Regions from separate parts of the Homo sapiens genome. Here region 2 is linked to region 1. A link is an interaction called in ENCODE POLR2A ChIA-PET data of the cell type or tissue named here. Cell type or tissue: PC-9. All regions are shown on one strand. Links, peaks and the distances in the headings refer to the core of each region. The heading gives the core; the rest is flanking DNA. Region 1 has its middle 11 kb from the start of CSK. Region 2 overlaps SCAMP2 (secretory carrier membrane protein 2).

Region 1 (2,902 bases), core at 182-2,681:
TTCAAAGGGATTAAATTCCAGGATCTTGGAGATGGCTGCAGTCCAGCTGCCCCCTTGCTTCTGCTTTCACTTGAGAATCAGCCGAAGTTCCCCGAGCACCTGCTCCATGCCAGGTCCCTCCTGGCACTTTGTCCCACTTAGTCCTTAAAGCTCGCTGTGATAGCGATGTGCTAATGCCCACTGGGCAGATGGGGACAGAGGCGCAGGAGGTCACTTGCCCAGGATGACACCTCTAGTCATTTGCGGAGTTGGATCTGGCCTCAAGCTTGCTGGTGGCTCTTGGAGCCCATGCAGAAGTGACTGGGGCAACACATGACACTCCAACTTGGCATTCCCCTCAAAGGGCCTGGACCAAGCCAAAAGCTGCGGAGAAGGCTCAGGGCAGACTGTGAAGTCAGGAGTTTGACCCCAGCCTGCTATGTCATGCTCCTCCTTCCTGGCCCTGCCTCCACCTGTGCCCTATCTCTGCCTCCCACCTCAAGGTCCAGGACTGTTGCAACCAGACCCTCCTACCCCAACCATGTCCAGCAGGAGATGGTCCCTGCACCAGAAGCTTCTGAAGGTCTACATGGAGGGCTGGCAGGCAGAAGGCAAACATCTCCCCCAACTTGCAGCCCTTCACTGCCGAGCAAACCTAGGACCTGGGGCCTGGGGTCTCTGCAGCTGCCATCTGGTGACCTCCTCATGGGGCAGGAAAAAGAGTTCAGGCTCTGGGGTGGTTCTGTAAATCACCCTCTGTGGGTCTCCCTTGCCCTACAGTTAAGATCTAGATGCTACTGTTTTCCTTGAAGGAAGATGATCAAATGAGAGCAAATGTGCAAACACCCAGCACACAGTAGGTGTTCAACAAAGTGTGCCTTCCTACCTGTCCTCACTTTGCTCTTATTACTCAGGAAAATCTGAGGATGTCAGCAACACTGAGGCCAATCCAGGATCCCCAGGGGCCAGCGTGGTGGTGGCCTTCAAATCAGGGAGCAGCCCACGGTAGGGGGCCCTGTGGGGTCCCAGCAGCCATATGCTGATCTGGCTCACCCACCCCCCAGCACCTCCTCTAGAAAAGTTATTCCACAGCCAAATGGGGCCCCTTCCAGCTCCCTGCCCTCATCCACCCAGGACCTGCCCTGTGATGCTCGCAATCGGGAACAGTCAGCTCTGGCTCCAGCCCTAGGTAAGCCTGGGACATGGTCCTCCCAGGAGCCAAACGGCTCATCTTTCCCAGAGCAGACATGCGCCTGCTCTCCAGGCGTGCCTCTGAGCCTGCCCGACAGGGCAGTGTGACCTTGCCTGCCTCTCTGTCGCTCTCTCATTCCTTCCCCTTGAGCTCTGTGTTGTGGCCACCAGGAGGCGCTGTTCCCCCTCAGACCCGAGTAGACCAACAGCCCAGCGCCACCAGAGACCAGACTGGATTCTAGATTTTCTCTTTTTTTTTGAGATGGAGTCTCGCTCTGTCGCCCAGGCTGGAGTGCAGTGGCATAATCTCCGCTCACTGCAACCTCCACCTCCTGGGTTCAAGCGATTTTCCTGCCTCAGTCTCTGAGTAGCTGGGACTACAGGCGTGCACTATCACGCCTGGCTAATTTTTTGTATTTTTAGTAGAGACAGGGTTTCACCACGTTGGCCAGGCTGGTCTTAAACTCCTGAGCTCAAGTGATCCGCCCACCTCGGCCTCCCAAAGTGCTGGGATTACAGGCGTGAGCCACCAAGCCAGGCCTGAATTCTAGATTCTGAAAGAGGCAGGAGGCGAGTAATCACCCAGAGTGCAAGGGAAGACAATGGCCTTTGTCTAATTGCTGTGAATCTGGCACTTCAAACGCAAGACCTGACCTCATCTTCCCACCCGCCATGATGGGGGTGGGGTCAGGGGGCACCAGTCAGGCTTCTAAGTCACAAACAACAGAGACTGACCTCCAGCTAACATTAGCAGAAAATAAATGCCCCGCTCACAAAGACAGAGAACCAAGCTGGGAATAGGGCAGTCACCCAGGGAAAGTAAGGGCTCCAGTGCGGCTGGAACAGGGCACTGCCAGCAAACATCATCTCCCTGGGCCCCAGTCACACATCCTGGCCCTAGCCGGCCTGACTCATCCCAAGCTTTGGTCCTGTCTCCCCAACATCTATCCTCACTCATTCAGCAAAGCGGGGGGTGGAGGTGGGTGTCAGCACCCGCGCCAGGCCCCACGCAAGGGGCTGGCTCCCAGCAGCCCACCTGGTGGGCCTCCTCAGTGAGCTGCCAAACACACTGCTGGCTGGTCACTTGGTGGAGACAGGCATTGAGAGCTGGCTACACCACCAGCTGCAGAGGACTTGGAGTCGCTGAGGGCTGCAGGCTGCAGGAGGCAACCTGGCTGCGGGGTGAGGGTGGGAATCTTTAGGGGATAAGAACTGGCCCCAGGCTGGGCGCGGTGGCTCACTCCTGTAATCCCAACACTTTGGGAGGCCAACACAGACAGATCATGAGGTCAAGAGATCGAGACGATCCCGGCCAACATGGTGAAACCCCGTCTCTACTAAAAATACAAAAATTAGCTGGGCGTGGTGGCATGCACCTGTAGTCCCAGCTACTCGGGAGGATGAGGTAGGAGGATTGCTTGAGCCCAGGAGGCAGAGGTTGCAGTGAGCTGATATCGCACCACTGTACTCCAGCCTGGGTGACAGAGCAAGACCCTGTCTCAGAAAAAAAAAAAAAGGATCGGCCCTGGGTTCGGTGGCTCACACCGTAATCCCAGCACTTTGGGAGGGCGAGGCAGGTGGATCACTTGAGGTCAGGATTTCTCAAGACCAGCCCGGCCAACATGGTGAAACCCCATCTCTACTGAAAATACAAAAATTAGCCAGGCATAGTGGCACACGCCTGTAGTCCCAGCTACTCAGGAGGCTAAGGCAGGAGAATCACTTGAACCTG
Region 2 (2,902 bases), core at 242-2,741, 95 kb after region 1:
TGGCCAACATGGTGAAACCCCATCTCTACTAAAAATACAAAAATTAGCCGGGCGTGGTGGCACATTCCTGCAATCCCAGCTACTCAGGAGGCTAAGGCAGAAGAATTGCTTGAACCCAGGAGAGGTGGAGGCTGCAGTGAGCTGAGATCACACCACTGCACTCCACCCTGACTCTATCTCAAAAAAAAAAAAAAAAAAAAAAAAGGCCAGGCACAGTTGCTCACGCCTGTAATCCCAGCACTTTGGGAGGCCAAGGCAGGTGGATCACCTGAGGTCAGGAGTTTGAGACTAGCCTGGCCAACATAGTGAAACCCCATCTCTACTGAAAATACAAAAATTAGCCGGGCGTGGTGGCATGCGCCTGTAGTCCCAGCTACTTGGGAGGCTGAGGCAGGAGAATCGCTTAAACCCAGGGGGCAGAGGTTGCAGTGAGCCAAGATAGCACCACTGCACTCCAGCCTGGGCAACAGAGCAAGACTTTGTCTCAAAAAAAAAAAAAAGAAAAGAAAAGAAAAAAGAAAGAAAGGAGTGCCCAAAATAAGTGACTGTGGGAGAGGAGGAACAGGTTTTTCAAGGGTGGGTGTGGTGGGGTAGGGAGAGGATCCGAGAAGATATTGAGTCAGGTTGGAGATAGCTGTGGAATATTTCTGGTTGGAAGGATTGGGAAGGTGCAGGTGTGAGTTTGAAATAGTGGTCTGAGCTCAGGAGGAAGCTGAGAACTAGAGATCTAGATCTGGGATCGCTGAAATGTGGATGCTATTCTGAAGTCATAGAAATGAAGGTATAAAGTGAGAACAGGGTAAACCCAGCACTTTGGGAGGTTGAGGCAGGATTGCTTGAATCCAGGAGTTCGAGACTAGCCTGGGCAACAAAGTGAGACCTCATTTCTCCAAAAAAAAAAAAAAAAAAAGCCAGGCACGATGGTGTTTGCCTGTAGTCCCAGCTACTTGGGAGGCTGAGATGGGAGGATTTCTGGAGCCTAGGAGATTGAGGCTGCAGTGAGCCGTGATTGTGCCACTGCACTTCGGCCTAGGCAACACAGTGAGACTCTGTCTCGAAGGAAGGAAGGAAGGAAGGAAGGAAGGAAGGAAGGAAGGAAGGAAGGAAGGAAGGAAGGAAGGAAAGGAGGGAGGGAGGGGAGGGGAGGGGAGGAAAAGAAAAGAAAAGAAAAAAAAGAAAGACAAAGTTTAAGTTCTGAACTTCCAATAGCATGAATAAAAACAAAAAAAGAACTCTGGAATACTCCTAAATGTATGAGACAGGAAGTGAAAACAGGCTGAGGAAGGTGAGAATTATCAGGATAAAAGAGGCCAAGGATGGAGAGAATTTCAAGAGACTGGCCAAACAAGCATGTGAGTCACAAGCAGCAGACGCATCCCAGGCTCATGACTCCCTAAGAGACCATTAAGATCTAAGAGTGAGGACATGCCTGGGGGTGCAGGGGTAAGAGTGGACACAGGAGTACAGGGATGACAGCAAGCAGGAGCGACTTTTGGTTCTTGGCACTACTTCACCCAAAAATACTCTGTTTTCTGGCCGGGCGTGGTGGCTCACACCTGTAATCCTAGCATTCCGGGAGACCGAGGTGGGTGGATCACCTGAGATCAGGAGTTTGAGACCAGCCTGACCAACGTGGTTGAAACCCCACCTCTACGAAAAATACAAAAATTAGCCAGGCATGCTAGTGCACGCCTGTAATCCCAGCTACTCGGGAGTGTGACTCTGTCTCAAAAAATAAATGAATAACCCTGTTTTCCCATCTGCCAGGCTTTCTGCTTTCAGTCCAAGCCCTCTGTGCCACAGGTCTCTGCCCTTCCTCCTGAGAGCCCTCCCAGCTCCTTTGGACACTGCCCTGATCCCACTTGTGATGTGCTGTCACTCTCAGTGAGCATTTATTTTCTTTCTTTTTTTTTTTTTTTTGAGATGGAGTCTCGCTCTGTCATGCAGGCTGGGGGGCAGTGGTGCAATCTCGGCTCGCTGCAACCTCCGCCTCCCGGGTTCAAGCGATTCTCCTGCCTCAGCCTCCCGAGTAGCTGGAACTACAGGTGCCCGCCATCACGCCTGGCTAATTTTTGCATTTTTAGTAGAGATGGGGTTTCACCATATTGGCCAGGCTGGTCTCGAACTCCTGACCTTGTGATCCGCCCGCCTTGGCCTCCCAAAGTGCTGGGATTACAGGCGTGAGCCACTGCGCCCCAGCCTCAGTGAGTATTTCTTAGCTCTCCTGCCAGAAGCCATTGATCACATACTGTGCTCATTTACCATGGTCTCCTGCACAGGCCTGCAGAGCAGCATGACCTCAGTGATGTGCACTAACGTGAACATCTCAAAGCAGCACTTGCTGGATGGGTCACAGTTTGCAAATGTGCACAGCACTCTTCTCTGAATGAACAGCAAGTACCCCTTGTTTGTCCTGGTTAAATATTACCATTTCTCTGAAATTAAGATTATCTTACCCCAAGTGTTTCCAAAGAAGACTTAACGGAAGAGTCAAAGTTCACCTATCTCTCTACCCAAGTTTTAACACCCAGCCTGGCTCCAGGTGCCAACCATAAAGGCAGGAATCCTATCTGGGCAGCTGTCTGTAGTCACAGTGAAGCTGTAAGAACCCTGCCATTTTCAAATTTCTTGAGACAATGCTCTGTTACACAGGAAAGTTCTACCAGGTCCATCTGGTTATTCCAAGAATTCCCAAAGTTATGGTCAAGCTGGGGCCAACCCTCTCTGGGAAGGTCCCACTGTCTGCACAGGGAAATTCAAGTAACTTTGTTCACACCCAAATCACGTTTCTGCCACCACTTCTTCCTTCCACAGGAGAGAAATATTTCAAATCCTTGGGAAGCAGCCACAACACTGAGATTATCTTTTAACTGCAAGGAGGCAATGTGTGAAAGTGATATTG

Evidence for each region. Peaks named below come from ENCODE experiments on the same cell type or tissue, not always from the same donor. Only the 100,000 strongest peaks of a DNase experiment are listed, where the experiment ranks them.
Region 2: POLR2A ChIA-PET joins it to region 1 with 20 read pairs; 16 of 35 experiments call an interaction of 5 or more read pairs at or near these places.

The regions. Positions count from the first base shown.
Region 1 is chr15:74,769,904-74,772,805 of GRCh38, forward strand. No RefSeq gene overlaps it. Among named protein-coding and RNA genes, the nearest start is that of CSK, 11 kb to the right of the region's middle. RefSeq lists enhancers at 1,373-2,088, 2,089-2,802. In PC-9, for the core only: a CTCF peak has its summit at 1,337 (motif pointing right); a DNase peak (open chromatin) is centred at 1,318.
Region 2 is chr15:74,864,895-74,867,796 of GRCh38, forward strand. All of the region lies in intron 1 of SCAMP2 (secretory carrier membrane protein 2), which reads right to left. Among named protein-coding and RNA genes, the nearest start is that of SCAMP2, 7.0 kb to the right of the region's middle. RefSeq lists an enhancer at 666-1,597. In PC-9, for the core only: no CTCF peak of the experiment used is centred there; a DNase peak (open chromatin) is centred at 1,367; H3K27ac peaks cover 1,084 bases.